Regions from separate parts of the Mus musculus genome. Here region 1 is linked to region 2. Evidence: chromatin loops called from intact Hi-C (ENCODE). Cell type or tissue: heart. All regions are shown on one strand. Each heading gives the region's core, and the rest is flanking DNA. Links, peaks and the distances in the headings are about the cores only.

Region 1 (16,104 bases), core at 4,393-12,392, 53 kb before region 2:
CAGGGTGGGGTAGGAGTGGGGACAGCAAAGCCAAAGCAAGTCCCTTTTTACCAGGTAATATAAGAAGACTGGGATCATTCACCATCTAATGCCTTGGGTGGGTCTCGACCTGTGGGTCATGACCACCGGAAAACACATTATTTCCAATGGTCTTAGGAATGAAGAAACCACTCAGTAGCAAAGTGACAGTTAATTACTAGCAACAAAAATAATTTTGTGGCCTGGCATGGTGGCGCACGCCTTTAATCCCAGCACTTGGGAGGCAGAGGCAGGCGGATTTCTGAGTTTGAGGCCAGCCTGGTCTACAAAGTGAGTTCCAGGACAGCCAGGGCTACAGAGAAACCCTGTCTTGGAAAAAAAAAATTGTGGTTGGGGAGGTTACCATAACATAAGGAACTGTATTAAAGGGTCACTTTAATTAGGAAGGTTGAGGACCACTGGTCTAGATGGAGGTTCTTTCTGCACCTAAGAGAATCTCCTAATCAGCGTCAATCACTGGCTAGGTTACACTGGAGCAAATTATCTGTTTCTAGACTCCGATTACCCATCTGTTGTCCTACTCGAGTTTCCTCCCTTCCTCAGAAAAGACAGTGGGACCAGGTGTATGGTTGCATGGAGAGCTGTGGGGGTTGACAGAAGAAGCCAGTGAAATCCCATGAACTGTTAAGAGTTTGTCTGTCCAGCATGGTAACCCTTAAGAAGAAACTGGCACACCTAGAACGGGCTGCAGTGTAGACCAGCAGCAGAGTACTTGCCTTGTACATATGAGAGCCTGGATTCTATACAGGATAAAAAGAAAAGAAATTAAAATCACATAAAACAGCCAGGTGTGAGGTTTGGTGGCACACACCTTTCATCCTACCTCTTGGGAGACAACTATGCAGTTTTGTACCCCTAAATAAAAGTGTGACACACTCATAAAAAATATGGTAGGATGCACAATAAGGAGTATAGTTCAGTGGTGGTATAGCTCAGTGGTGGTATAGCTCAGTGGTGGTATAGCTCAGTGGTGGTATAGCTCAGTGGTAGTATAGCTCAGTGGTAGTAGCTCAGTGGTGGTATGCTTGCCAAGCCAGCAGTGGTGGCACACACCTTTAATCCCAGCCCTTGGGAGACAGAAGCAGGCAGATCTCTGAGTTTAAGGCCAATATGGTCTACAGAGAGAGTTCCAGAATAGCCAGGGCTACAGTAAAATCCTGTCTTGGAAAAACAACAACAACAACAGACAGACCAGAAATAAAAGGAAAGAAATAGAATAAAGTTGGTTAGGCAGTAAGAGAGGGGCTTTACATTCCTCCTTGGCCAATTGTGAACTACCTTTTCAAGACCCTATGAACAAAGACAGTATGACAGACTATTTTCTCCTCAAGGCCTAACTCTTTTGCTTGGTCCTTTCTCATAGCTAATTTGATTCTTCAACCTGTCCCGGGTTGTTGGAGAAAAATAAGACTACAACATAAAGAATATCACTGTCTTAAAGCATGTATTCTACTAAGTGTGGAGATCCGTGCCTCTCATCCTAGCTCTCTGGAAGCAGAGGCAGATGAATCTTGAGTTTGAGGTGACCCTAGGCTACATATGAAGTTCTAGGAGAGCCTGGGCAAGTTAGCATGATTTTGCCTAAAAGACAACAATAGAAAGGATGCGGCAGGATGATTGTTGTAGTTCAAGACCAGCCTGAGCTGCAAAGTTCCAGTCTAACCTGGTTACAGTGTAAGATCCTGTCTCAATAAACAAAACCAGGAAAAATAACAGACTGTACACTTTTATCTGCTGAGGCATATTGGCCACTGTAAAACTTGTATGTATTTCTCATTTGAGAGGAGGATCAAAACTAGGTCCTCACGTATGCTAAGCATGTGCCCTACCACTGAGCTATGCCCCAAACTGCTCATTATCATCCTAAGAGAGTAAATACATCCTCTCTTCCAAATCTTCAATTGGTCCAACACAGAGACATTTGGAAAATGATACTATTGTTTCTATTGTTAAGGAATTTCCTAATTCACACAAAGTGAACCTGACTGTGGAGACTAATTAAGCACAATATATTCAGTAGAATCATTATCTTAAATTTCAAAACACTAATACCAAACATTATGATATATTAGTATATAGAATTTACTTTAATCACATATGACTAAATAAACTCTTGGGAGACCACTAGGAAGAAAAAAGCCCATCATTTAACTTATTATGAAGAAGAGCATTGATCATAACTTTGTTTAATATCTGCCTCCAAATGATCATTGCTGAGAAGTTTATTGGACTAACTAGTCATTTCCTTTGTACTTTTTTTTTTATCATAAAATGTATGAAGACTTTTCAGGATCTGTGTTTTACATCTCTTAAGTGTGTAGGCAAATGACTGGTCATAAGAGAGTCAGTCCTTTACAGAGTATAATGGGTTTCAAAGAATTTTCTAGAATTCTATGTTATTTAAATGATCTGCTTTACTGAGTAACACAATATATGATAATAAACTACCAATTTATGGGTAACTCCCTAGGCCAGAGAAATGGCCCACCAGGGAAAAACAGGGTTACTTGGCAATCCTGATGACCTGAGTTCAATTCCTTGGAACGAATGTAAAAAGCTGAGAGTGGTGGAACACATCTGGGATCCCAGCACTCCTACCACTCCTACAGTGACATGGGAGGTAGAGGTGGGAAAACTAGCTTGGAGTACACAGCAAAGCTGTAAAATCAAGAAGGGCTCTTGGGAGGGCATAGGGGACTTTTGAGATAGCATTTGAAATATAAATGAAGAAAATATCTAATAAAAAAATTGAAAAGAAGAAGAAGAAGAAGAAGAAGAAGAAGAAGAAGAAGAAGAAGAAGAAGAAGAAGAAGAAGAAGAAGAAGAAGAAGAAGAAGAAGAAGAAGGAAGAAGAAGGGTCCTTCCTCAAACAAGGTAGAGGGTGAGAACTGACCAATAGAAGTTGTCCTTTGACCTCTTTATGTGCTCTGTGGCATGAGTGTGCCTACCCTACACACACACACACACACACACACACACACACACACACACACACACATTAAATAAACAAAGCATTTAAAGTGTTTTTGTTGTTGTAGTTGTTATCGTTGTTGTTGTTGTTGGTGGTGGTGGTGGTGTGTGTGTGTGTGTGTGTGTGTGGTGTTTTTCAAGACAGGGCTTGTTTGTGTTAGCCCTGGCTGTCCTGAATCACAGGACCAGGTTGGCCACAGAGATCCACCTACCTGTGCCTCCTAACTTCTGGGATCAAAGGCAAGCAGACTACCACACAGGCTCATTCTAATGTGTTTTAAAGTGTAATTCTCTAATCTAGCCATGCAACTACCATTAAAACTGAAAACATACTGCAACCCTTCTCTGTGTTCTTTTGCAACCAACTGCATACTTCATCGCCTTGGCCCTGATGACGACTTTTATAAGACTGAAAACTCTGCCCTGAGCCTCAGGCATGCTAGCTAGACACATACTGATAAAAGTGCTAACCCCTCAGCTCTAACCTGTGTTGGATATGAAAGCCAATACAATATCAACTGGATATTCTTGTGTATTTGTGTGAGTGTGTGTGCACATGCACACGTGAGCATATGTATGCACAATGCTGGACTGAGAAGAAATTTTCCCTTAGCATCTTTCTCCTGACCTGCGAAGAGAGGACTCTCTGTGCTGGTCTAGACCAGACATCCCAAAGTAGGAGCCCCACACAGCGGTTAGCCTCTGTGAAGAAGGCTAACCTTGAAAATCATAGGCCAGGTGCATACTTTTAATTCCAGCACTCAGGGGACAGAGGCAGGTGAGTTTGAGGCCAGCCTGGACTACAGAGCTAATTCCAGTACAGTTGGGGCTACATGGAGAGACCCTGTTTCAAAAACAAACAAACAAACTGTAACTGATTTTTACATGAAACAATGGGGGTAGAGAGAGAGTTTCAGGAGGGAAGAGGAAGAACACAGAGGGGAAATCTTACCGACCTGACTTGTGTTATAGAAAAAGGAAATTCGCTCTCTGACTGTCATCTTCCCTGCCATCTAATTACGGATCCCTTACATTGGTGGAAGGTTTCACTCTGGAGCAGAGGCTGGTTCTAAACTTCTGGGAACTTGGTTCTCACCTCACCCTCCCAAGGAGGCAGAACCAGGCCTATGCAGCCAGGCCCAACTTGGAAAGGTTTTGTTGTTATCATTGTTGTTGTTTCGTTTTGTTTTTTGTTTCAGTTTGGTTTCACATGTCATCATTTCCATGCGGAAAAATTTTTATGGAAGAAAGAAATTTATTTTAGACTAATAGAGACTGGGAAATGCAAAACAAAGGCAAGGTCTATAATTAGACAGCTATGTTGCCTCCATCCCAGACCATAAAAGATCTTATCTCAAAACATTGCCAAAAAAACCAAACAAACAACAAAAGATACAAAATCCAGGATGTAGACCCCATAAGAGAAGTCACTGATAGATGTGACTTGGGGGGCTCCCTTACCGGTAGAGGAAGGCCCTTCTGCAGGAGACCTCCTGGAGCCTTTGGAAGCTTGCCCATCTGACTCTCAGCCAGTGAAGAAGCAATAGGTAGTTCCTCCCGCATCTACATTTCAGACCTGCTATGTGTCCAAGAGCTTAGTCATCAGCTGGGCACACGAAGGGGCTATGGGAGCTTTCAGATGTGGGGCTTTGTTGAGAGGGCTTTGGTTTTTAGGGGGTGTGTGCTTGAAAGAGATTGAGGGTGCCTGATGTCTGGCTTTTGCTCTTCTCTGCCATGAGAAAAGGGCGTTTTGTGTAATTCCTCGTAGGGAGAATAAAAACATAAAGCTAAAAGAAAATAAGGTAAGGAGGGCTCCATCCTTTAAACAAACGGTCCTGGGAAACTTGAGATCTATATGTAAAAGAATAAAACTGAACTATTGCTCTTCAGCATAGATACACACACATATGATATATATATATATATATATATATATATATATATATATATATATATATATATATATTAAACTGGAACAAAGTATAAACAGAAGATCTAAACCTATAAACCTATAAAATCTTTAGGAAATTAGGTCACCATTTCTTGCAAGCAATCATAACAAAAGAAAAAATAAGTAAACTGATTTCATGAAAATTGAAATTTTGTGTGTTTGAGACAGGGTCTAACTGCATAGCCTTAGCTGGCCTGCAATTCACTGTATAGACCAGGCAGGCTGCCTTCAAATGCACAGAAATCCATCTCCCTCTGCATCCTGAGTGCTTGGATTAAAAGCTGAGTACCACCATGCTCAGCAACTAAGTTTTTATTTTTATTTTGACATAAGGTTTAGGACCCTGGCCTTGCAGGCCAACTATCCAGTTTGGTGAGCTCCAAGCCAATGAGAAACTTTGGCTCAAAAGTAATTCATGTCAGTTGTCCATGGGGGAAAGGGCATGCAGGGGAGTGGGGGCACATACCTTTAATCCCAGCACTCAGGAGGCAGAAGCACTCTGTGAGTTTGAGGTCAGCCTGGTCTACAGAGTGAGTTCCAAGACAGCCAGGGCTACACAGAGAAACCCTGTCTCAAAAAAAAAAAAAAAAAAAAGTAGATGCCATTCATGAGCATGACACCTTAGGTTGTACGCACACACACACACAAATACATACACACACACAAATACACATAAATATTCACAAACTTAACAAAACCTAACATATTAGGGGTTGGCTCATTGGTTAAGGGCCCTTGCTGCTCTTGCAGAAGACCCAGGTTCAATTCCCATCACCCACGTGGTGGCTCACAACCCCCTGTAACTCCAGTTCCAGGGTATCTAATGCCCTCTTCTGACTTCTGCAGTACCTACACATACAGCCAATCAAACGCTGATGTATAGAAACGTTAAAATTGAAATATCATTTTTAAAAAATTTTACAAAGAGGCTAGAGTGATGACTCAGCAGTTAAAAGCGTGCGTTGACCTTGCAGAGAACCTGGGTTCCATTCCTAGCACCCACGTGGTGGCTCACAGCCATCCATAACTCCAGTTCCAGGGGAGCTGAAGCTCTCTTCTGACTTCACAAGCACCAGACACATATGTGGTGCATATACACATGCATGCAAAAACATTTATACACATTTTAAAAAATTCTAAATAAAATATTTAAAAATCAGATACTACTTCACAGCTATCAGGCTAACAATGACTAAAACAGACACACTGGAATGTTGGGAAAGACTGAGAAACTGGAGGCTGTGTGCATTGTTCTTGGGGATGTAAAAGGATACAGCTGTAAGAAAACAGTTAGGCTGTTCCACAAAATGGTAAACAGAATTATCCTACCATCTAGCAACTTCACTCCTCAGTGTGTACTCAAAAGAACTGAAAACAGAGACTCGAACAGATTACCTATAGACCAATGTTTATAGCAACGTTATTCAAGAGAGCTCAATGCTGGGAACAATACAAGTGTCTATCACTACATGAGTGAATAAATAACATGTGGTGTATGCTGCAATGGAATATTGTCCAACCTTTAAAAGGGATAAAATCTTCTTATCCAAGGTAGAAAAGGCAAATTCAGAGAGACAGAAAGGAAATTACAGGTTACCGAGGGTCGGTGTATTACTGTTTAATGGGCACCGAGCTTTTATTTTGAGTCATGAAAAAGGATATTGGTAATGATTACTCAACATGTTAAATGCACTTAATGCCACTAAATGTATGTTCTAAAATGAGGGGCTGGTGAGATGGCTCAGTGGGTAAGAGCACCCGACTGTTCTTCTGAAGGTCCAGAGTTCAAATCCCAGCAACCACATGGTGGCTCATAACCATCCTTAACGAGATCTGACTCCCTCTTCTGGAGTGTGTGAAGACAGCTACAGTGTACTTACATATAATAATAAATAAATCTTTAAAAAAAAAAAGTTTAAAAAAAAAATAAAATAAAATAAAATGAGTAAAATGGTAAACACTATATATATTATGTGTATACACACATACACACACACACACACACACACACACACACACAATTTTTTCCTACAACCAGAAAAGAATAATGAATCAAAAGTATGAGAGAAGACCAGAAAAAGTACTTCAGATAGACTCTTTTGGCAACACCTGGGGCAACCTACTCATGTTAAGTCTATAAGACAGTTTTGAGGGGCCTCTGGAAACAGGGATGGGTGAGCAGAGTTTACAAGAGAGACAGGAAATTGTCACCTGTGCATCAAAAGGGGCATCTATAGCTACAGTGCCTTGCAGTTGTAATGCTTTGAGAAAAGTAGTTTCAGGTTGATTGTTGGCTGGGGTCACTCTGAAACTGAGCCCCTACAAGGCTTAGCTTTCCACTTGGCTTGTTTTCTTGGCTCCTCTTTCAGTGTCTGAGCCAAAGCCAAGACCAGAGCATCACCAGGGATTCAAGAGAGACTAGGATCTAGTATCCTAGTGTCTCCTCAGCTTCTGTCCCCTCAGGTCAACTGAGTCCTTCCTTCTTGTGCCCACTGTCAGCTATACTTCTAAAACTTCAGTCTTTGAGCCTGCCCAGGCATTTTTTTTTCCTCTCCAGCTTCTAAATGGGGTTCAAGAAGTGTTTTTCTGGTTCTTCCTGCTTAACACCTGCTTTTGTAATTACTCTCTTAGAGCCACAACAAATGCTTTTTCCTTCCTGTTTCCTCAGGCAGCAAACCATAACCAGCTCAGGCTGGTGAGGAAGTCTAGCACTTTCTCCATCCCTACTCCCATCCCCCATGACTTCTGATTGTCTTTGTCAGCCACAGCTGTCGTGTGTGTGTGTGTGTGTGTGTGTGTGTACGCACATATATAAATATACATAATAAATTGCATATGATATAATGTATATGTTTTATTTTATACATATTATACATGTATTAATATATTAAATATTATATAACTTACATAATATGCTATATATAAATTACATAATTTTCAGCACTTTGGAGACAGAGTCAGGTGGATATCTATGAATTCAAGTCCAGCCTAGTGTACATAAGTTCAAGGAAAGCCAGAACTACATAGAGAGATCCTGCCCCACCCACCCACACACAAAACGTCTTGTTTTATGTATATGAATGTTTTTTCTGCTCTCTGCAGAAAAAAATGTATTCTGTTGTAGTGAACATGGTAGGTTATTAGCAGAATGTGTATGTCTGTGTAACTATGTCTGCTCCTGGTGCAAAAGAGAGTGTCAGATCTCCCTGGAACTGGGGTAAGAAGATGGTGGTGAGCCACTATATGGGTACTAGGACTCAAACCCAGTCCTCTGGAAGAGCAGCCAATGCTCTTAGCCACTGAGCCATTTCTCCAGCTGCACCCCACCACCCCACTGTTAGATATACAGTTCAGCATCATAAGGTATGAGTCACATTGCCATGTAACTAATCTCTAGGATTCCTTTATTTTGCAAACTGAAACTTCATACCCATTAAGGGTCAGCTCCTCTTCCTCCTTCCCTAACAGCTCTGGCAATCACCATTCTGTAGTCTGTCTCTGTGACCCTAACTACTCGAAGAATCACAGGCTACTTGGCTTACCTTACTTAGTACATCTCAAAGCTCATGAAGTTGTAGCATAGGCCTTTGCCTCTGAAGACTGGAGAATACTCCATTGTGTATACGTAGCATGCACAATGCACCATGCACTGGAGGCATCTGGGTTGTTCTTGACTGGTTAATGTGAACAATGCTCCTGTGCATCTGGATGTATAAATATGTCTGGAGTGAGGCTGGTGAGAAGGCGACGCCTAAAGACCTGAACTCAGTTTCCAGGGCCCACAGAGTGGAAAGCAAGAACTAACTTCTGCAAGTTGCCCTTTGACCTCCACAAGTATGCAATGGCATGCACACCCTTCCCCCAAAATAAATAAATAGATAAATGAATGAATGCATGAATGAATGAATGAGTAAATAAATAAATAAATAAATGAAGTTTACACAGACATACATGTCTATATCTGACTTTAGTTTTTTAAGGTATGGATCTCTATACTGATTGCTGTGACCAAATACCTGATAGAACCACAGCTCAGAATTCACAGCTCAGAATATAATCTGTCATGATGGTAAGCTGTTCCTGGACAGCTCTGTCCATAGTCATGGGAGCACTGAGGCAGAGCTTCTCACATCTTGGAGTGTGGAGAAGCAGACAGCCTGTTCTGATAGCAGATGAGAGTATAACCCTTAAAGACCTGGCCAGGACCTATCTATACCAGCTATGTTTTCTCCCCAAATGGCCCACAGCCTCTCAAAATAGTACCAGCAATAGGGCCATGTGTTGAAGCCCACAAATGGTCCTGGAAGAACCACTTCACATTCCAGTCATAACAATATCCAAAATGGAACAACTAAACCACACACTAATTGCATTTATTGATTTATTTTTGAGATGGCATTATATTACAGGACTCAAATTGACCTTGAACTTTTTTTTTTCAATTACAGTGCGTGTATGTATACCCATATGCCACAGCTTGCATATGATGGTCAGAACAAGACCAGTGGGAATCAGTTCTCTCCTTCCATCAAGAGGGACTGGATCACACACAGGTGGCCCAGCTTGGCAGTAAGTGCCTATACCTGCTCACCGAATGTAGTCTGTTTTGGGAAGGACATGACTTCAGTCTAGGGCACTGTCCGTAGCCAAGACCATTCCTAAGCAGAACAATCATACTCCCAGCAGCTAGGGCTACAAGTTCACACTTAAAGGGAGATCTGGGTAGTGCATCCATGTCCACTGCAGCAGTCTCTGTGAGAGCTAATGGGAGTGCTGGCAATGCAGATCATGGATCATGGGCTGGAGATGCAATGTGGCAGTATGAGGTACTTCAATCACTATTAGTAGGAAGGTGACAGTGGCTGTCAGGAACAGAGGTCCCAGAGAAGGTTGGTGAACTTGAACCCTCTGTTCTGCTATTTCCCACCTCTTAGCCAAGTTAGTTGATTTTGTTGTTGTTGTTGTTTTTCGAGACAGGGTTTCTCTGTATAGCCCTGGCTGTCCTGGAACTCACTCTGTAGACCAGGCTGGCCTCAAACTCAGAAATCTGCCTGCCTCCGCCTCCCAAGTGTTGCTGAGATTAAAGGCGTGTGCCACCACCGCCCGGCTGTGACAGGACTTTTTAAAAAATTACTTTTAGCCGGGCGTGGTGGCGCATGCCTTTAATCCCAGCGACACTTGGGAGGCAGAGGCAGGCAGATTTCTGAGTTTGAGGCCAGCCTGGTCTACAGAGTGAGTTCCAGGACAGCCAGGGCTATACAGAGAAACCCTGTCTCGAAAAAACCAAAATATATATATATATTTAAAGAATCTGGTAAATTAATTAGAGTAGAACCATGCACATGGCAACCACCTTAGAGATAAATAGATCCTGTTTCACGAAATCTCTAGATGCCTCTAGAGTTCATAGATTCCTTGAGAATCAAAAAGAGGTTGAAGTGGTCCGAAAACTATGGCCTCTTAGTTAGGGTTTACTGTTGTGAGCAGACACCATGACCAAGGCAAGTCTTATAAGAAAAATACTTAATTGGGGCTGGCTTACAGGTTCAGAGGTTCAGTCCACTATCATCAAGGTGGGAGCATGGCAGCGTTCAGGCAGGCATGGTGCAGGAGGAGCTGAGAATTCTACATCTTCATCTGAAGGCTGCTAGGAGAAGATTGGCTTCCCATGTGGTAAGGAGGGGGACCTCATCGCCTACCCCCACAGTGACCCCCTTCCTCCAACAAGGCCACACCTCCAAATAGTGCCACTCCCTGGGATAAGCATATCCAAACCACCACCCTGGGTAAAACGAACAAGGCAAATGAGCAGGGAGCTAGGTGTGGTGACACTGTACCCATACTCGAGCACCTGGGAAACAGAGGCTGAGGGAACTTTGATTTTTGAGCCAGTATCAGCCTCAGAATGAGCTGGGGTGGCATAAATAGATAAATAAATAAATAGGAGAAATAAATAAATACGAGAAATGAAGCATATAGTGGAAATAAAATAAGGAAAGGGACTCAACATAACATTGTAGACATTATAACATTTGAACATTAAAAACAATTTGAGAACACGGCCAGGGAGTTGGTCCCAAATACTCTGAGGATTGAGAACCTTACTTAGCAAAATTGCTTCAGATTTCTACTCATGCTCCATCTTTCCAGTCCCCCCAAAGTGTGTCACTCACTTTTCAAATCCAAGTTACTACTGACCGCTGTTAGAGACTGTCATTGTAGACCCATTTCAAATGCCAGCACTGTGTTTTCTATTAATACATGCAACGTTGCCATGAAGCAGATTAAGCATAAAATCAACACATGACAATGATGCTGTCAGCCGAGGGTGTGCCTTAAGAGAAGGAAGATTGGGTTGGGTAGATGGCTCAGAGGTTAAGAGCACTGACTGCTCTTCCAGAGGTCCTGAGTTCAATTCCCAGCAACCACATGGTAGGTCACAACCATCTGTAATGAGATCTGATACCCTCTTCTGGTGTGTCTGAAGACAGCTACAGTATATATATGAATAAATAAATTGAGAGAGAGAGAGAGAGGATTACAACCTCACAGCACAGAGTAAAAAAGCCTGCTCTCCTGGCTCTCTCTCTCTCTCTCTCTCTCACACACACACACACACACAAATATACATTAGACTTAGCTGACTGTGATCTTTATTGTCCTGAGGGAATCCTGCCTCTGTCCCATCCACACGAGCAGAGCTTCCCCCCAGGCTTTTTAATTTAACCCTCCCTGTTTATGTTGACGATGGTAGGATTCCATAGCACACATCACATGCAGGCTGAGGATAGGGTGTGCTTTATTAACTACTGTGGTCAAGTACGGGCCTTTCATTCGGATCTTTAGTGTGTGTCTGGTTCTGTGTCCCGTTGGATATGACATTTCTTTCCTGCCTTTTCACATCTTTGAAAAGTAGCCCTGCTTCCAAGAGAACTCAAAACCAAAAGGGGAAGATTCTAGACTACTCCTGAAATGCAGAGCCTGACTTTTAGCTGTTCTGCTGACATTCGTGCTAGCCCAGTCCCTCCATTAGCAGAGTCTACTGGTTTCTAAGTTAAAACAGGAATAAGTCAAACAGCAGCCATGAGGCCCTGCCCTCCTACCTCTTTGTTTGCAAAATGAACTCGAGAAACCAGACAGCATCTGCAAAGGCCAGCGTTGAAGAAGATAGGAACCTAAAATAGGAACCTAAAAGTTCTCTACCCGGCTCCACTTTTTGAAACACAATCTTGCTTTGTAGTCCAGGCTGGCCTGGAAGTTACAATCCTCCTAACTCTGGCCTCTTGAGTGCTGAGATTAGTTATGCACTGTCACACCCAACCATAAGATTCATCTTTTTAAAGCAATATATCAATACCCAATACCACATGGTGGAAGGAGAGAGCTGATTCCCTTTAGTTGTCCTTTGATCTCTGCATATACCCGGCAAGCTCATTACCGCACCCTACACACAAATAAATAAAATGTAGTAAATTTTAAAAATTTAAGAGAAAACAAATATCACCTTCATGGCTAGAATATTCCAACAAACTGTTGTCTCTAATAATCTCGTATACTCTGACAAGTGAGATGGCTGGAAAAATAATGTAGTTTTACATTATATGTAATCATTTATGTTTGTCAGTTTTAAGTCTCTCCTGTTATGGTTGACTTTATTTATTTATTTGGTTTTTCGAGACAGGGTTTCTCTGTGTAGCCCTGGCTGTCCTGAAACTCACTTTGTAGACCAGGCTGGCCTCGAATTCAGAAATCTACCTGCCTCTGCCTCCCGAGTGCTGGGATTAAAGGCATGTGCCACCACGCCTGGCTTGGTTTAATTTTTTTTTAAACATTTTCTCCATTTAGTCATTCATTTGGCACATACATGCCACATGTCTGCGTGCATGCGAATGTCAAAGAGTACCGTGCTGGAGTCAATCACCAGGCTTGGCAGCACGTGTCTTTAGCCAGCGAGCCATGTTGATGGCCCTCCTGTCTCTTTGATTTTGATGTTTGTTGTTCTGCCCTGTACACTGCTCCCTTAGAATCCTTCCAATACAGGGGTGACTCTCATCTTTCACAGCAGTTATGTTTTACAAGGTTACTGTGACCATGGAAACAGAGTTAGATTTCTGTGGGCCTTTGGTCACAACCCTTTTATCCATCAGCTATATGCATTTCTATTTAAATACATTTTACTTAATATATGCTGTTGATTTTTTTTTAACATGGGTTCATGGCACTGCAAGTCACGGCTAAATGAAGATTTGAAACAATCTCTGTTCTTTCTGTTAGGCGTATGACATTCTTGTTGCTTGTAAACATGCTATCCATGGCTCAGTGGTTGAGAGTGCTAGCTGCTCTTGCAGAGGTTCAGTTCTTAGCACTATGCCCTCTTCTGACCTCCAAGGGCATATCTATGTATGTACACACACACACACACATGAATATAATAAATAAACTACTCAAAAATAAAATAAAAATGTTAGACACTACTTCAAAGACTTTTTTTTAATTACTAGGGATGAAGTAAAGGCCTTCTGTTACAAGTTTTGGGGTCAGAGCCTGGGCCCTGGTCACCCTAACAAGCAGTATGAAATACTGTATGTTATAAGTATCAGTATGAAATAAGCCAGGTAAAGAGTAATGGTGAAAAGGATACTTTTCAAAATGGCCACATCCTATAAGAGGAACAAACAGACAGGTCCAGTGGCCAGTGCTCCCAAGTCCATCTTTGAGAACATAATAGGCAGGAGGTAACTAAGCACTTCTGATCCAAATGTGGTCCCACCCATCACGACCCACCATAGCTCTCTCAACTCCAGTCTCTCTTTTTAAAAGATTTATTATATATAAATACACTGTCACTGTCTTCAGACACACCAGAAGAGGGCATCAGATCTCATTACAGATGGTTGTGAGCTACCATGTGGTTGCTGGGAATTGAACTCAGGACCTCTGGAAGAACAGTCAGTGCTCTTAACCACTAAGCCATTTCTCCAACCCAACTCTAGTCTCCCTTGAAGGTAGGTCTCCGAGGACAGGTTGTCACAAGTGTATGATTTGGGAGACAATCCTCCTGCTGGCTGGCACTAAGACTCTGGACTTTCTTTTCTCTCAGCATGAGAGTCCTGGAGAAAGTCTAATTTCTTGGGACCCATTGTCTCAGTAATTTGATAGTCAAAGGGAGGGCCACAGTAATCTTTTAGGACAGTAACACACCCATAGGCTACCACTGAGCCACACTCTCACCCCTGGGCATTGGTTTAAAGATCATAATAAGACTGGGCTTATGAGGTCCTGGTTCAATCCACCAAAAACCAAACCAAACCAAAACCCCCATAATTATCAACCAAAAGCACAGAAGAAAGAAAGGACAAAGTATAGTAGAAATAAAGGGGTACTTGTCTCCAGTACGGAGCAGAACAGCCTCACTTTGTCTGGTCCCTGTGTGCACGGCTGTGCTCTGATGACTCAATTTTCTCATCTCTCTGTGACTGTCGCTGACTGGCCGCAAAAGCATCATGAGGATCGACTTGGCAGTCACAGCTAGATTTTAGGGAGTAATCAGACCTGTAAATACTGAACCAGGGAGGATGAAGATTAATTACAACCATGTTAAATACTGTGAAGGCAAAAATCTTTGCTGTGGAACCAGATGTCTAGAAAAAATGCTTCAGGCTGCTGGGGTGGCTCTGTGATGTAAGGCATTGGCTGCCAAGCCTGAGTTCTAGCCCCAGAATCCACATGGTAGAAAGGAGAACCAGTCCCCACAAATTGTCCTCAAGTTCGATACCCACCCATCTACCCAAATAAACAATTAAAAAACAAACAAACTTAAAACAAAACAAGCCATGGTTTTATAAGCCCTCAGTGATGTGTTTATAAAAAGATAAAGGGGTATAAGATATGTTCTATGGGGGTATGGTAAGGAGCATTACCGGGCTGTTGCCAGGTAACTGTGGGGTGACCTTTAGACAGAATGCTAACATGCAGAGCAATTGAATCTATTCTAAAGGCACTTTGGAATGGTTAGTCTTCATACACAAAAGCATCACCATCACCTTCTCCAAGCCATCATCACTAGAAAGTGATTTTGGAAAATGCTTGTCCACTGGTGGAGCTATAGTAACTGTAAGCCAGCTGATCTCAAAGTCTGGTACCAACAACATCAAAATCTCTTTGTCAAAAATATCAACTCCCCAGTGCCTGACAAATACAGAAGTGGATCCATTGGACGCAAAGCACAAGGTCTCCAGTGAAGGAGTTAGAGAAAGAACCCAAGGTGTTGAAGGGGTTTGTAGCCCCTTAGGAGGAACAACAATATGAACCAACCAGTATCTCCAGAGCTCCCTGGGACTAAAACACCAAACAAAGAAAACACATGGTGGGACTCATGGCTCTAGCTGCATATGTAGCAGAGGATGGCCTAGTCGGTCAACAACGGGAGGAGAGGCCCTTGGTCCTGTGAAGGCTAGATGCCCCAGTATGGGGACTGCCAGGGCCAGGAAGAGGAGTGGGTGTGTTGGTGAGCAGGGGGAGGGGGGAAGGGATAGGGGGCTTTCAGAGGGGAAACAAGGAACAGGGATAGCATTTGAAATGTAAATAAAGAAAATATCTAATAAAAGTTATATAACTATTTTAAAATTATAAAACTAAACATTGATACAAATTCACTGAAAAAAAAGTTTAGAATTATTTAAAAAAAAAAAAAAAAAAGTCAACTCCCAGCAGGGTAGTGGTGGTCCATGCACTCAAGAGGCAGAGGCAGGCAGATCTCTGAATTCAAGTCCAGCCTGGTCTACAGAGTGAGTTCCAGGACAGCCAGAGCTACAAAGAGAAACCCTGTCTCAAACAAACGGAAAAAAAAAAATCAGCTCTCCTGGTAGAGCGTGGAGGTACACCTGGTAGAGCGTGGAGGTACACCTGGTAGAGCGTGGAGGTACACCTTGGCTGTGTAGTGAAGCCCTGACCTCAGTCAGAGAGAAAAGGAAAGAGAGCACAAACCCTGTGGCTCCCACTGTAAGATAAAAAACTGGGTGTGGAAGGAAGGGCAGTACCTTCTGGATTTTACAAAACTGAGACTGCTTCAGGCCAAAGTTGAGAACCTTGCTTTAAACCCCAAGCTATCCCAATCCTATGGTGGCTGTATGGCTAATGACTTG
Region 2 (16,104 bases), core at 3,865-11,864:
TATTTCAAGATGGTTTTGTTCCCATTATCCTTGCAGGCGGGGGTTTTCTTACAGCATTTACTCTGAGCGCTTACTGGGGCTCCTAGAGGTAAAATGCACAAAGTATTTTCCTCACCTACAGTGGGCTCCTGGCATTGTGACTCTGAGACACATCCCTCTGCCTCCAGTGCTTCACCTGTGGCAGTCAGCTCCCACCCCGCCCTACCCCATCCCACACTACCCCAGAGTCTGCTCTGCTTGGCCATGATACCCTATGTCCATCTGCCTGCCCCTCCAGCTTGAGGGGTTTGCTTTCCCTGTTTGCCCACCTCTCTTCCAGAGCCAAGAAGAGATGTAGACTCTTCAGCCATATAACTATTGCTTGTCCCATCAGAGTGGTGTCTTTCAAACTTCTCATATGCAGAACCAGAAACTAGAGTCTCCTCTCTTTTCAAGTGGGAGTTCCAGAAACAAGTTGGGAATATGCATGAAGAGACTGTAACATGCTGGATGGTAGTGGTGCACACCTTCGATCCCAGCACTTGGGAAGCAGGGGGAGGCAGACCTCAGAGTTCAAGGCAGCCTGGTCTATAAGAGCAAGTTCCAGGACAGCCAGGGCTACACAGAGATATCCTGCCTCAAGAAAAAAACAACAAACAAACAAAGAAAAACAACGAGTGGGGGTGGTTCTAGGTTCAGTCTAAGAATATAATAATTACTCAGATATTCAAGGATGTTGATTGAGATTTTTAGGTGTAAATAAATGGTTAAATGCAGCTATGAGTAGATATTTTAAAAATTTTTTTTGAAGAATATTTAAATGAAGACTGTTCTAGTTTGGTTTCTGTTGCTGTGATAAACACCATGAACAGAAGGACCTTGGGGATGGAAGGCTGTGTTTTAGCTTATTGCCTACAGTCTGTGGTTGACAAAGGCCAAAGCAGGGACTCACGACAGGAGCTTGAAGCAGAAACCACAGAAGAACTAGACTTCCTGGCTTGCTTCCAGACTCCCATTCAGTTACCTTTCTTATCTGACCCAAGACCATAGTGGACTGAGTCCTCCCACATTAATCATCACTCAAGAAGAGGCCCCATGGGGGCCTTGGGGGAGATGGCTCAGTGGTTAAGAGCACTGACTTTTCTTCTGGAGGTCCTGAGTTCAAGTCCCAGCACCCACATGGTGGCTCACAACCATCTGTAATGGGATCTGATGCCTTCTTTTGTTGTGTCTGGAGAGAGTGACAGTGTACTCACACACAAAAATTAAATAAATAATTCTAAAAGAAGAAGGAGGAGGAAGAAGAGGAGGGGGATGGGGGAAGGGAGGAGGAGGAGAGGCCTCACAGGCATGCATGCCCACAGGCCAACTGATGGAAGCAACCCTCAGTTGATGCTTCCTCTTCTACATATGTCAAGTTAACAACCAAGACTACCCACCACAAATGCCAGAGAGCTAATTGTACATTAAGAAAAAAAAAGGACATATAACTGGATAGACATTTAATCTTGAATGTCTTCAGAAATTATGAATAATAAATATGCATGTCAGCACTGGCCAACGTGCTCACCGGCTGTTTCTAGACTGTGGGTTTACAGGTGACTCACTTCTTTTCTTTTCTTTTTTCTTTTCTTTTCTTCCCCTCTTTTTCTTTTTATTTCATTTGCAAATTTTCTACCAATACATGATTATACTTAGAACAGAAAATAAAAGGATTTAGTTTTAAAAGGGTTAAAAGTAGATCCATGAATATGGGTCATGGTGTACATACAAATATATTTATTCTGTCTCTGATTACCATAGAAAATAATCAGTTGACTAATTTTGTGGATAAGATGCCATCTCCTTTCCAATGGTGGTTCCACTTTTTAACAGTTGTACATAGCACAACTTTTGCATGTGTGTGTGTATATGTGTGTATGTATATGTGTGTATGTATGTGAGTTTCTTTTAGTGTACATATATGTGGAGGCCAGAGGATGATGCTGGATATCTTCCTCAGTTTCTCTCTATTATAATTTAAAATTTTTATTTTAAATTATATGTGTGTGTAGCTATGTCTGTGTATATGTTTGTGGGCTTGTACATGAGTGTGCAAATGCCCACAGAGGCCAGAGGTGTCAGATCCTCTAGAGCTGGAGGTGCCTCACAGGGGTGCTGGGGACTGAATTCAGGTCCTTTGAAGAGCGGCAAGTGCTTTTAATTGATGAACCTCCTCTGAGATCTTCTACCTTATTTTTGGATCTCCCACTGAGCCCAGAGCATACCTCTTTGTCTAGAATGACTTTGTCCCTGCCTCTCTATTACTGGGATTACAATCATGCACTGTTGCACTCAGCCTTTCTTACCAGGGTTCTAGGGACTAGAGTCAGATCCTCTGGCTTGTGTGGCAAACATTTTACTAACTGAGCCCAACTCTGTAGCAGGCAACTCTTGTTTTACACACACACACACACACACACACACACACACACACGAGTAGGCTCAATGAATATAGACTTTATTTAGTATGCAACACAAGTCTGCAAACCACTGAGTTTCTTCTACATCACACCTACAGAGGGGCCACATCGTACTGAAAGAAATAAGCCATGAGTGGTTGGCACCTTGATTTTAGTTCAAACTTAATACTTGGTACTTCTAATACAGCAATACAGCGTTTTACTATCACCTAAAGAAAAGTCACTTTGGGGATGACCGATAGATGAATGGATAAATCATGATTATCCTTGAAGACCCAACATAAACAGCTAGGCAGACAAGATTAGACATAATCTTCTGACATAGAAACATTCGAGATGGATTGTTACAAAAGGTGGCTTTTATTGTGTGAGCCTTGAAGAATGAACATGACTTTGAATAGAGTCAGGGTGTTCTGTGGTCAGAACTGTGAGCCAGAGCTAGAGGAAGGAAAACAAGGAACACACCATGGATGAGTGAGTGCCAGCACTCTGTGGAGAGCTGTAGGCTGTGCATGAGTGAGGAGAGGTGCATGGAAATATTATTATAAAGTTGGTTGAGGAGCAGGAGAAATGACTCAGCACCTGAGAGCATGTACAGATTTTGTGGCAGACCCAGGTTCTGGCACCCAGCACCTACATGGGACAGCTCACAAACACCTGGAAACCTGACTATGGAGGATCCTATGTTTCCTTGGGCACCCACCCTTATGAGCACACACATTCACATGCAAGCACACACACAATTTTCTTTTCTTGTTGTTATTTTGTTTTGTTTTTCAGAAAATGCCTTCTCTGTCCTGGCTGGCCTGGAACTCCCTCTGTAGACCAGGCTGGCCTTGATCTCAGTCATCTGCCTGCTTCTGCCTCCTGGGTGCTGGGGCCAAAGGCTTTCACCACCATTACCTGGCTATAATTGAAACAAACAAGCAAACAAACAAACAAACAAACAAAAAACCCTGGTTGGAAACAATCTTTGAAGACCCAATTTGGTGTCCTGGCTAAGTGCTACTCTGGGTGTCATGTGGGAATCTGGACAAGAGGAGTGGGTTAGGTTGGGAAGGACATAATTCGTTTTTATTCTTTCTACATTCCTTCCAGGACCTCTACCTGAACCTTGTACATTCCTTCCAGGAATATGGTTTCCTGCTTTCTCTTTGGTGTTTTGATACAGAGTCTTGCTGTCTACCTCAGAGGGTTTCAAACATGCCATCCTACCAACTAGGCCTCTGAGTATTGTAGGCTTGTTACCATCACACCTGACTAAGAGGCAGGAAGCTTAACTGGGCTTTAGAGGTCTCACATATGATCTGTCTCCAATCAGCCACAGCACTGGGCAGGGTATCTGAGTGTAGGAAACAAACCAACTTGATAAACAGTGTCTTGGTGACTTGTTTACTCTTTTTTTTTTTTTTTTTTTGTGGTGCTTGGGTTGAACGCAGGGCTTTGTGTATGTGAAATACATGTTCTATATCTGAGCCACATGGCAGTCTGGATACTCCATTTGCCATGGACAATGAAAAGCTCTTTCAAATCCACATGCAGTCTAATGCTCTGTCTTAATTATGGTTTCTATTGCTAGGATGAAACACAATGACCAAAAGCAATTTGGAGAAGGAAGGGTTTATTTCACTTATACTTCCATATTGAAGTTCATCAAAGACAGGGCAAGAACTCAAACAAGGCTGGACCTGGAGGCAGGAACTGAGGCAGGGGCCATGGAGGGATGCTGCTTACTGGCTTGCTCCTCATGACTTGCTCAGCCTGCTTTCTTACAGAACCCAGGACCACCAGCCCAGGGATAGCACCATCCACAATAAGTTGGGTCCTCCTACATCAATTACTAATGAAGAAGATATAGTATAGGCTTGCTCGATCTTACGGAGGCATTTTCTCAATTTAGGTTTCCTCCTCTCAGGTGATTCTACCGCATGGCTAAGGAACTGAAGATCAGCAAGCTCTAGTTACAAGTGCTAGGAGCTGCAAAGTGGCAGGCTGAGACTCAAACCTAAGTTTTCTTTTGCTACACCTGGTCTCTGGTCAGCATTAACCTTTCATGTAAAGACTGTTAGGAATGTCAAGCCAGGTGCCAGATAGTGCTACACTCCTTTAATACCAACACTTAGGAGACAGAGGTAGGCATATCTCTGCTAAATTCAGGGCCAGCCAGGACTATGAAGTAAGACCCTGTCTCAAACAAACAAACAAACAAACAAACAAACAGGAGGAGGAGGAGGAGGAGGAGGGGAGGAGGAGGAGGAGGAGGAGGAGGAGGAGGAGGAAGTGGAGGAAATGTGGACCCAGAGACCCTGGGAATGTGTTCTAGGCTTTGAACCTCCTAATGGAGATTTTTGCTTTCCCAAGGCGTCTATGACCCAAGATCAATCATGAACTGAAAATATTAAATGGAATATTTCAGAAGTTAACAATTCATAGGGCCCCTTTAATTGTGCCCCTTTCTGAGAAGCATAATGAAACCTCCACTGTGCTACCTGGAATGTCGGTCATCGCTTTGTTCAGTGTCTCTCTTCTGCTCATCCTACCCAACCGCTACTTAATAAGCACCATCTTGGTTACCACATCAGCTACTACAGTGTTGTCGTGATTATGTCCAAGGGACCCATGTTTTACTTATAGGAGAATGAAAAGTTCAAGACCAGCCTGGAGTATAAAATAGCAAGACTCTCTCTCAGCCACCTACACATGCAAGACCAAAATTAAGGCATCTGAGGTGGTACACACCTGACATCCCAGCACTTGGCAAGCAGGAGGGTCAGGAGTCAAAGACCAGCCTTGCCATAGAGCAGGTCTGAGGCCAGCCAGCATACTTGAGACCCTCTTTCAAAAGGAAACAATAACAAAAGTGTAATGGGGTTGGTGCTTGTGATCCGAATGGATAAAGACACCATAGAAAGTGTGCCCTTTAAGTGAGAAGATAAATGTTTAGCATACACACACACACACACACAAACGGAAGAAACCATGTACAGGACTCGAAGGCAGAACTTCAAGTATTAGTGGAAGTCTCAGAACCCAGTGACAGTGGTGACACTGTTTTAACAGCTCTCTGGTGACTCTGAGGCACAGTGAGGTTTCAGAAGCTCTCTGCCTAATTGTGTGTGTGTGTGGGGGGGGGGGGTTGCGGGAACTTCAAGATTGGCCTCTCTCCTCAGCTGAAGTGAGCCTGCTCTGGCCCTGGATGAAGCAACCCCACTTAGCAACAGACAGAGAGTGGTCCAGTCCACGACCTGCACAGCAGCAGATGCCAGGGAATTGGAGAATACAAAAGACATACATTTTACAAGTCTGAACGGTTTTTTGTTTTAGCACAAGGCTCCCCCATCCTGGCACCGAACTTACCTGCCTCCCGCATACCTGTGGGGATTTACACCCACTCTGATGAGAGATAGCTGGGATTCCTCCAGCCTGGGAATGAGGTGTGTTTGACAAGTCTGCCCCACTGGGGAGATTAAGTATAATGAAAGACCCAGGTGTAGATGGATGTCTCTCTCTTGACACCCAGCGCTGTCTCTCAGTTGCTCTGCAAGAGTGAGAGCGACTGAAAGCAGGAGTGGACCTCCCCACCCACGGGGCATGTGGGAACAGACACCCAAGGGATGGGGGACACTCCTCCCTTCTCCAGAGCAGAGGAGCAGAGGGCTTCGTATCCCTTAGTGGTCAGGAGAGCAATATCAGGAAACGGGCCAGGTAGGAGGGCACAACACCCCTCACAAATGCAGCCAAGGCTGGACAGGGGAGGCCCCTAGGCTAGACACAGGAGAGAAGACGACACTGGTCCCCTGTAGAGTTGGACGCTAGGGAAACAGACGTGTTTCCTCAGGTTGAAGGTCAGGTTTTTGTCCTTTTGTTCTTGTCCCTTGTCTTAAGCCATAAATGTGAACTTAGGACACTGTTGTGTGGTCACTGTTTTCAGTCCTGGTGGGCACACAGCTGCCCTCCACAGATGGGACCTCCCCAACAGCTGCATTTTCTTACAAGTGGGACGCCAGCACTTCAGCTAGGGAACAGGACCTACTATAGGGAACGGGGGAGTTAGGAGAGTTGTACAGAGGCGGGCAGGATATGAGGGGGCGGTGGTCTTGCTGCCCTGCATAGCCTCCTCTGTGGGTCCCCACAGCCATCTGCCCAGCTGTGGGATCTTTCACTGCTCTGGTTGTAGACCGCTGGCAGGAGAGCTGGTGAGAAAAGGGTTGCAAAGGCAGTGACTTGACTGCACTGCCATAGTCGTTTTGGTAACCCGTGGGACCCAGATCTGGACAGGACAGGACAGGACAGGACAGGGTGCTGCTCCAGGTGATCGATCGGGCCAGAGCCTCCCAGGTCAGCAAGGTGGTATAGTCCTACAATCCTGGCCTTTCTCTTTTCCATCAAGAGGAAAGATGGAGCTGGGTCGTGTGAGGGTGACTGAAGGGAGATGTGCGGGACTGGGTGGGGTAGGAGAGCAAAGCAGACACAAGCTTTCAGCCCAGTACACTTGAGCTCAGCCTTGCTGGTGACCTCCCAGGTCACCAGGACAGGAAACACTTTCCTGTAGGCCGTGGCCTACAGGCAGCTGCCCCTGGGAGACTGAGAAAGCAGGAAGGAGGAAAAACCCGGTTACTTTGTCTCTCATTTTCCATGTGACCTGAAGTATTTTTGCCTCCTCCCTGTCGCAGCCTACCCTCCCACCCCCAGCATCCTGATGTGACCTACTTATCTGCGCCCTGAGAAGGGAGGCTCTCTGGAAGGCATCCCAGACAGGCGTTCCCTCCCTCGGAGTCTCCCAGCAAGCTCTTTAACAAGGAAAAAGCAGAGGCTGTCATAGGGGGTGGGGGTGGAATAGCGATGTTGGGAGGGGTGGGAGGAAAGGTAGATGGAGGCCAGCAGACCAGAGGAGAGGGCTCCAAGGTGCCATTGGTTACCAGGTCCCTTTCTGGCCATGACTGATGGTGTGAACCCAAAGGGATAGAAGCAGTGGGAGGAAAAAAAAAAAAAAAAAAAAAAGACAGTTCTAGATCTTTTAGGAGTTGTCTATCCGGGGCTCACTGAGCATTTATCTGATCTTTGAGCCTTAGTTTCCTCATCTGTGAAGTGGGGACAATTTTTACTTCAGAAAATTGATGAAAAGTATTCACCCTGCCCTCTGCTGTGTTCTACAGACAGACAACTCGATGAGGGACCAGAGGAGCTGTGTGTATCTGACAACGGCTTACAGCTTATTTCTAAATACATAGTCTGTGGCAGGGGCTTTATGTACAGTTTACCTCCCTTAATTCTGTGAGGGACATGTTATGTCTTTAATTTTTTTTTTTTTAACTTCAGAAAAGATAGGTCATTTGTGCAAAGTCACCACGAGGCAAGTAGCCGAGTTTGAATGTCTCTCTGGATCACGTGGGCTCCAGTCCTTCCCTAGACTACAACTTTATTGGACTTAATAAGAAAGGATTTAGCAAAGCTGGGCTTGGCTCAGGCCAGGTGATCTCAGCATTTGGGAGGCTAAGGCAGGAGGATTGCTACAAGTCTAGCTACGGTCAGCCTCGGCTGCAGAGTGGGACTCTGTCTCAAAGTGAGCAGGGCTAGATTTGGCAAAACCCACACTCCCAGGTCTTAAGTAGATTTAGAAAGCTGAGTCAGGTTGGTGATGGAGAAATCAAAGAATAATAGGATTGTATAATGCTATCATGTTATGCTAATCTTGGCTCTGAGGAAAGATTCCCTTCTGTGTGGAAGGCAGTAACAGAGAGCATTCCCCTGATTCTGCTGGTAGCTCCCCATGCCCTCAGGGGTACATCCCAACCCCAGAACCATGGCTGCTCTGTTTGCTCTACTTGTTTTTGTTTTTTTAAATCAAATGTATTAAAATACACCCATATTATTCGCTAAATAAAAATTTGGATATAAACCCTTTAAAAGAATTTTTGCTTTGTTTTTTCCTAATTTTCTAAACAGTATTATTTGTTTGAATTGCAAATAAATACAAACAACATACACCAAGGTTAATTAGCTTTTTTTTTTTTTTTTGGATAAAATTTCTCATCAGGCTGGCTTCAAACTCTCAGCAATCCTCCTGCCACAGCATCCCCAAAACTGGGGTTACAGGCATGCACCACACAATGAAAAATGCAGTATTTGAATTCAGGAATTAATTGCGGTGTTCAGTTCTGGCCTGGGGATGTAGCTCAGAGGGTTTGTCTAATGTGTGCACAGCCCTACGGTACCATGTAGGCAGCAATGTTTCTCTTTCAGGTTTCAAGTAGACTTGGGGAAGCTCACAGCTCAAGACTTGTTGTGCACATTTACCTAGCAGGCAAAATGGCCTGCAAGTAACCCCTGCCCACCTCCCCTGCATGCTGAGATCCTATAAATACTGTTTCCCCTATCTAGAAAGTTCTCTCTCCTTCTACAGCTAGATCCCATCCACTGTCGCCTCATGGCCCTTGGCTTTTGTTCTACCGCTGAGCACTTGCATGAGTAACCTTTCAGGAGCCTCATCTATAAAGGGATCCATAGGGGATTAAGGTTACCTTCGTAGGGTATTAAGTAGCTGTCCACGAGAGCTTGGTCTCCACCAGTCTGCCTTTAACCAACTCTCACCCAGCTGCTGGAGCCCTGTTTGTCTTCTTAAAAAAAAAAACTGCCTTTTATGTGAGGAACACTCAAGAAAGGAAGTCTTGTTTTCGAGATGGGGTCTTGCTGTCCTGCCCTGGTTTGGTCAGGGGAGACATTCAGTGCGGAGGTTCCAATCTGAACCCAGCCCCTCACTCTGGTGGCATCCTTCCACCTTAGAGGGCTACCAATAGAAAAATGAGTAAATGTGGGTACAAAGGTGGAACTAGAGATGCTCTGGGACCTTTGGGACCCAGAGCAAGTATTATAATAGGGCCTCCGGAATGAGCTGGTAATTCAAAACCCAACCCCAGAGTGACAAAATGGTCTCTGACACCGGACTGTCCCTGTTATCTGAGAGGAAGGGGCTCCAGAAGAGACATGGCAGGGGAATCTCCTCATTTGGTTAATGGCATTAAATAGCTTGTGGGCTTTGGGTGTCACTCAGTGGTAGAACACTTATTTTCAGGACCCTGTCTGTGCTCACCTTCAGCCTCAGAAGCAAAGACAACAACAAAAAACAAAACAAAAACAAAAACAAAAACAAAAAACCCAACCAAACAACAAAAAGGATCTGTGGAAAGAGGTGGCTCAATGTAATACTAACCTATGGGGGACTTAAAGTGTGTACGTCATATCCAAAGGCCGCCTCCACCCCTTCTGGAAAGTCCTTTAGCTTTGTTTCAGGGAGCTCTGATGTGCCCTCCATGATGGCCTCCAAGCACACAATGACGCCTGTGGGGGTTTTCGAATGGGGGCTTTTTGCCATCCTGGTATGAAGCTGAGTTAGTCAGAAAAACTCATGCCTTGTAATCCGGATGCCTGCTAGGTAAGGGCCCTGTCACTGAGGTGTCCACAACCCAGTCACGACAGAGCCTTGGTCCTGCAGGCCTAGACCGGCTGTACACACTCCAGAGAGTTCTTGTGAGGCTTAGTGGAGGACGTTTGTAAATACAGACCCTGAGCAGAGCTCATTCTGCCTTTATCTAGTTCTGAGGGCCATGCATCAAGCAGCCGCACAGATCTGGGTGTGAAGGCTGGAACTTTAGCAACTACCAGCATTTCTAGTGTCCCTACAAGTCACACAACCAGGCGGAGAGGTGGAGGAGGGGGACGAGACGGGGGAGGGGGGCGGACTGGGGACAGCTGGGGGGGCGGGGGAATGGGAGCGTGCACACGGTCAGCTGACTGTGGCCGCCCGAGGGAGCACTTCCCAGCCCTCCAGTCTGGGGGGTGGGGGTGGGGGGACTCAAGGCGACTGGCTCCTCCTCTCCTCCGGAGCCAGCCCCTGCACAGCAAACTCCGGAGCTCAGCCCTGCTGCAGGGCTCAGTGGGGTTGTTTCAGTTCCCTTTTTCGCAGAAGAGGAGTTCTTGGTTTCCTGCTGAGTTTCCCCCAAGGCTTCCCTTCTGTTACAGCTGCTGCTACTGCAGTCACCTCAGAGTGACAGCTACCGCTTTTGAAGGCCCGGTGTTTTGTGGATGGGATGTTTTGTTTTGTTTTGTTTTGTTTTGTTTTGTTTTGTTTTGTTTTACTTCTGGTCAGAGAAATCCAATTTATAGATGAAAAAATTTAAAAGATGAGAGAAAGTTCCTTTGCTCACCGTCATGTGAGCTTATATAGAGAGTACAATACAAGCTAGCAAGGGATAACAGACGCTGTCAGATCTCTGGGTGAGGCCTATGCAGGACCATTTTTTTTTCTTTTCCTTTCTTTCCCTCCCTCCCTCCCTCCCTCCCTCCCTCCCTCCCTCCCTCCCTCCCTCCCTCCCTTCTTTCTTTCTTTCTTTCTTTCTTTCTGTTTGTTTTCCGAGACAGGGTTTCTCTGTATAGCACTGACTTGTCCTGGAACTCACTCTGTAGACCAGGCTGACCTCAAACTCAGAAATTCGCCTGCCTCTGCCTCCCAAATGCTGGGATTAAAGGTGTGCGTGCGCCACCACTGCCCGGCAGGACCATTTTGAAGTATGATATTGTTAGGACATTTTTCAACCTTAGCCATACTAGGACAGTGCTTAAGAATTCCGCTAGAATTTACCAAGAGCAGAGTCAAAGATGTGTGTGGAATTTTGACCTGACTTCCAAGAGAAGCATCCAGGTTTGGGACTTATTTCTTTTCCCATCCTCTCTGCCTGGTATAGAGAGCACAAGACTAAGCTATAGTTGAGAGCCTCTGCAAGCAGAACCTTGCTATAGACCCATACAACCTGAGGACGTTGGTCGCAGTTTGAAGGTCCAGAAAGCTTGGCATATGCGCAAGGCAAAATTTGTTTGGTTTTTTTGCTGAGATCCCAGCTAATGGCTGGTTTTTATTATTTGAAAGTCAGTATAGGCAGATTGTCAAATAATTTAATCTCAAAGCATGACTAGACAAGAGAAAGGTCTACCAACCACCTGTAGGAGCTACTCTAAAGTGAGTATACAGATTGAGGAAGGTCTAACCCTATTTTCTAACTGGCTGCTCCTTTCTTCAGAGATTAGAGCTGAAAGCACTCTTGAGTGTGGGAACCATGGGGGAAGAAGGGTGTGCTAACACAAACAAGACAACTAAAGGGGGAATTTTATGCACTGAAATGTTGCTTGATTCTAGAATTGAAAGTCACACCAAAGGGGGGTGGGCACAATAAAACCGGCTGAGGGTATAGCTGAGTAATAGAGCCAGGTTTGTGTACGTGTTAGAACCCAGGCCCTGTTCCCAACACTAAACAGAACACACCCCTTGGAAAGAAACCACCAAGGGACTGAGAGATGGCTCAGCAGTTAAAAGCACTTGTTATTCTTGCAGAGTACCTGGGTTCGATTCCCAGCACCCACATGGTGGCTCTTCACCATCTGTAACTCTACTTCTAGGGGATCTATCTCATGGCTACTTCTAGGCACCAGGCATGCACATGATACACAAACACAAGCAGGCAAAACCCTCAAAGTGAGCAAGTCTTTAAAACAGAAAGAAAGAAACAGCTAAGAAGAAAAGGGAGTTACCAGGCACCCAGGAGGAGCTAAGGAGCATATTGGAGACCCAAGGCTGCAGGGTTTTGCAAGGGAGGGAGGATAGAGTGGAAAAATTACACTTTCCTTGAGCCAGAAACCCTGATATCTCCTTTTTTTGGGGGGGGGGGAGCGTCAGTTAATCTGGGCATGATGGGTGCACATGCCTATAACCCCAGCCAGCACCCTGGGGACAGAGACAAGCAGATTCCTGAGACTTCCAGGCCAGCCTGGTCTATAGAGCAAGTTCCAGGGCAGCAGGGATGCATAGAGATCCTTTCTCAAACAAAACAAAACAAAACAAAACAAAACAAAACAAAGCAAAGCAAAGCAAAGCAAAGCAAAGCAAAGCAAAACAAAGCAAAACAAAGCAAAACCAAACCCCAAACACACAGACCAAGAGTCGGTTTCCATATTAACAGAGCAAGGACTTCAGATGTGATGAGTTTCTAAGCTGTCGCCCAGCTTGGAAACTCCTGCGTCTACAATGATATTTTCATTAAATGACACTCTGCTCCTCCAGCTCAAAAACACGTTAATCATCTGACTAACTGCTCAGATTTCCTGCTTTATGAGATCATCATTGCCTGTTCCAAGTGCTTTTGGCTGCCAGAGAGCAAACTTTCCGCTGGTGGACTGGAAACGTGTTTCACTGTGACAATAGAGCTGGCAGTTGGAGGGCTGCTAATTTAATCCAAAACAGTGCTGAGCTGGGGTCATCTCCACCCGGCTTTCCTGGATCTCAGACGGCAGTTTCCTACTTTGCTTTCTGACAGCTGCAAACTTGATCCTTCAGGGTTTTGCCAAGGGAGAATTGGGGTCCTGGAAACCGTACCTCATGCTCCCAGCTAGCTTAATGTGCCTCTCTCTCCTCCAGGCCACTGTCACTCTTGCCTTAAGCAGTGGTTCTTAGTAACTTAGAGCTGAGGTTGAACCTACCTTCAGGAGTCACTGGTTTGGGGATCCATGTATATCTTATGACTACAGTCTGGATAATGGTCATGTTCTGTCAGTTACAAACCACACATAGTTTCCAGAATGCTGCAGTAGCTCCTTACAGGTACCCTGGGTGGCTGTGTGGGGGTGGGGTGGGGGGTGGGGGGGTAGGGGTGGGTGTGTTTGTGTATGCTTGTGTGCTTGTGTGTGTGTGTGTGTGTGTGTATGCTTCTGTGAATGTGTGTCTGTGTAAGGATGTATATGAGTGCATGTATGTCTGTGTATCTTTCCAGAAAATTCTCACATAGTGCCCCGAGTACTCTCACAGAGGCACGCACACCAGGGAGGGGATTAGGGAAGGTTAGTCACTAATCACCTTCAGAAGTGTGGTTAAAGGCAAAGACTCTGGAGCTGAACTGCCTGGGTTTGAATCCTGGACCTGTCACTTGTTTGCTGGGATGTCTGCTCTAGGGAAAACTACTTACCCTGTCTGTGCCTCATTTTCTTAGAAGATTGTTGTAAAGGGAAGGCACCAGGAGCAACCAACATCTACCGGGGTAAATGCTATGAAGGCCTTGGCAAGTCCTGTGCTAACTGCCTAGGATGTATTATTCCCCTTTTGAAAAGGAAAAAAAACATACTGAAGTCTACACTAGCTTGCAACAAATAACTGTGACTGTGTCTATGAAGAAAGAGAAAACTGATGTAAGATCAGCCTTTTTGTCTTGTCCGTTTCCTTCTTTGTAAAAGGGTTTGTGCTGTGCCTAATTGTGTGTGTGGTCCTCCTCCTCTTCTTCCTCTTCTTCCTCCTCCTCCTTTTCCTTTTAAAGTCAGGATCTCATGTAGCCCAGTCTGGCTTCAGTCTTGCTATGTAGCCGAGGAAGATTATGAATTCGTGATGTCTGCTTCCTTCTGGTATCGCCACACCTGGTTTTATGTGGTACCAGAGGACTGAACCCAGGGCTTCATCTGTGATAGGCAAAAATTCTAGCAACTGAGCTACATCCTAACCTCCAGCCCCTACTTAATACTATGAATTACCATGCTAGACTATATAGATGAAGCTAATGGTAGTTTTAGCGATGATGGTTGAACCTAAGGTCTTGTGTATCCTGAGCTGGTACACAATTACGTACTTTTACCCGGTGCAGAGAATTACATGCTATGAATATGCATCAAACTGCTCTTTAAGTAATTAAAAGATACATGTATTGATTATAGGCGCATGTATGTGTGCACTTGCGCATGTGCCTGGGGGCATGTGTGATAAGGTCAAGGAACAATTTTTGGAAGTAAGTTCTTTCCTTCTACTGTGTGTGTCCCAGAGATCATACTCAGGTTGTCAGACTTAGCGGCAAGTGTGTTTACACACTCAAGCATCTCACTGGCCCTGTCCTGCACTGTTTATATGTCCCCACTCATGCCTGCCTGTTTAACGTTTATCATATACTCCATGTGAGAGGGAACAAAGACGGTGAAACCTCATAGAATATGGCTCCCAACAGCTTCACTTTACAGAGACACATGAAATGACCAAGGACCAACACAAGAAGCTATGTAGTGATATACTAACCTGAATTTAAAACTAACAAATTCCTGTGATGGCTCACAGCATGGAATACTATTATTCATAAGGCCAATGCAGAGGCGTTGTTGTGAATTTGAGACTAGCTTTCACTATATGGTAAATTCCAGGCTAGCTAGGGCTACAAAAAAGAGGCTCTGCCTCAAACCAAACCAAACCAAAGATAACCTAAAACTGTTTCCATGCTAGTGTGACACTTGTGGCCACTGAAAGATTCAATTTAATAGCAAGAAAGCACCGAGCGTGTATTGGAGTTGAAGCCTGGGACACAGGAGCCTGTGCTGGAGGACAGCCTACCCCTAGAACTTCAGGCTCACTGAGAAATTGCTCAGAACAAGAAGGACCAGTGTATGCTGCCATAACAAGCCAAAACACAGCCACACAGGGTGTCTCAGCCAGAGGTGGAATGCAGCCTGCCTGGGTAGTCTCCTGCAGCTTGCTTAGCACGCAGGTAGCCTCTGCCTTCCTAAGAGGGCAGTAGATAGTTCTTCCTTCCACCCTGAGGCAGAAGCTTAGACTGCTGTCCTTGAGTTACTATTGGTTCAGGATTTCTGAGGCACAGAGCTAATGAAAACATGGTTAGTCAGGGCCTGCTTTGGCCTGATTCTTTAGGGTGTGAGCATGGTTACTCCATGGCCCCAACCTAGGGGCATGCTATACACAGCCCACAGAAAGCTCTACAGTCAAAACCCACACTTGCCATCCTTCCTGTGAGGTCCTAGCTGACAGTGTCTTAATGCCATAGTTAGGAGAAAACTTGGATACCGACTTTGATCACTTACACTATCACAGACAGGCCTTTTCTCTATATGTTGATGGTGTAGCTAACAACAAATCACAGAACAAACTATATGAAGTACCTACTATGGTGCTTGGGTCTTTTGAGAAAAAAAAAAAAAGGGTGTTTGGCATGTCTCTAAGATTTTTTTTTCTCTTTTTTTAAAAGAATAAAAGACAGGCTGGTGAGATGGCTCAGCGGGTAAGAGCACTGACTGCTCTTCCGAAAATCCTGAGTTCAAATCCCAGGAACCACATGGTGGCTCACAACTACCCGTAATGAGATCTGACGCCTTCTTCTGGTGTGTCTGAAGACAGTTACAGTGTATTTATTTATAATAATAAATAAATCTTTAAAAGAAGAAGAAGAAGAAGAAGAAGAAAAGACATGGTTTATTCTGGAGCAGCCATGGCATGGGGACATATATTTAGGTCTCCCCAACTACAATGTTTTAATGAGGGTGCAACTCCATAAAGAACCTTTTTTTAAAATAGTAATAGAATTTTAAAAAGTTATAAAATAAGGCATTTAAAAAATATATTGATAGGGCTGCGGAGATGGCTCAGTGGTTAAGAACACTGGCTTCTCTTTCAGAGGTCCTGAGTTCAATTCCCAGCAACCATATGGTGGCTCACAACCATCTGTATGAGATCCAATCCCTCTTCTGATGTGTCTGAAGAAAGCAACAATGTACTCACATATATTAAATAAATAAATACATAAATAAAAAGTATATTGGTGACCCATCAATATTAAAAGATACTATATTTGCCCTT

The links. Hi-C counts contacts between places; a loop is a spot of excess contacts. Peaks named below come from ENCODE experiments on the same cell type or tissue, not always from the same donor. Only the 100,000 strongest peaks of a DNase experiment are listed, where the experiment ranks them.
Region 1: a loop joins it to region 2, with 3 times the contacts of the local background. A loop is called at or near these places in 13 of 42 quality-filtered maps.

The regions. Positions count from the first base shown.
Region 1 is chr6:120,048,709-120,064,812 of GRCm38, forward strand. No RefSeq gene overlaps it. Among named protein-coding and RNA genes, the nearest start is that of Wnk1, 18 kb to the left of the region's middle. In heart, for the core only: no CTCF peak of the experiment used is centred there; a DNase peak (open chromatin) is centred at 7,583.
Region 2 is chr6:120,102,261-120,118,364 of GRCm38, forward strand. All of the region lies in intron 1 of Ninj2 (ninjurin 2), which reads left to right. Among named protein-coding and RNA genes, the nearest start is that of Ninj2, 17 kb to the left of the region's middle. In heart, for the core only: a CTCF peak has its summit at 10,274; DNase peaks (open chromatin) are centred at 6,031, 7,161 and 10,341; H3K4me3 peaks cover 1,090 bases; H3K27ac peaks cover 4,672 bases.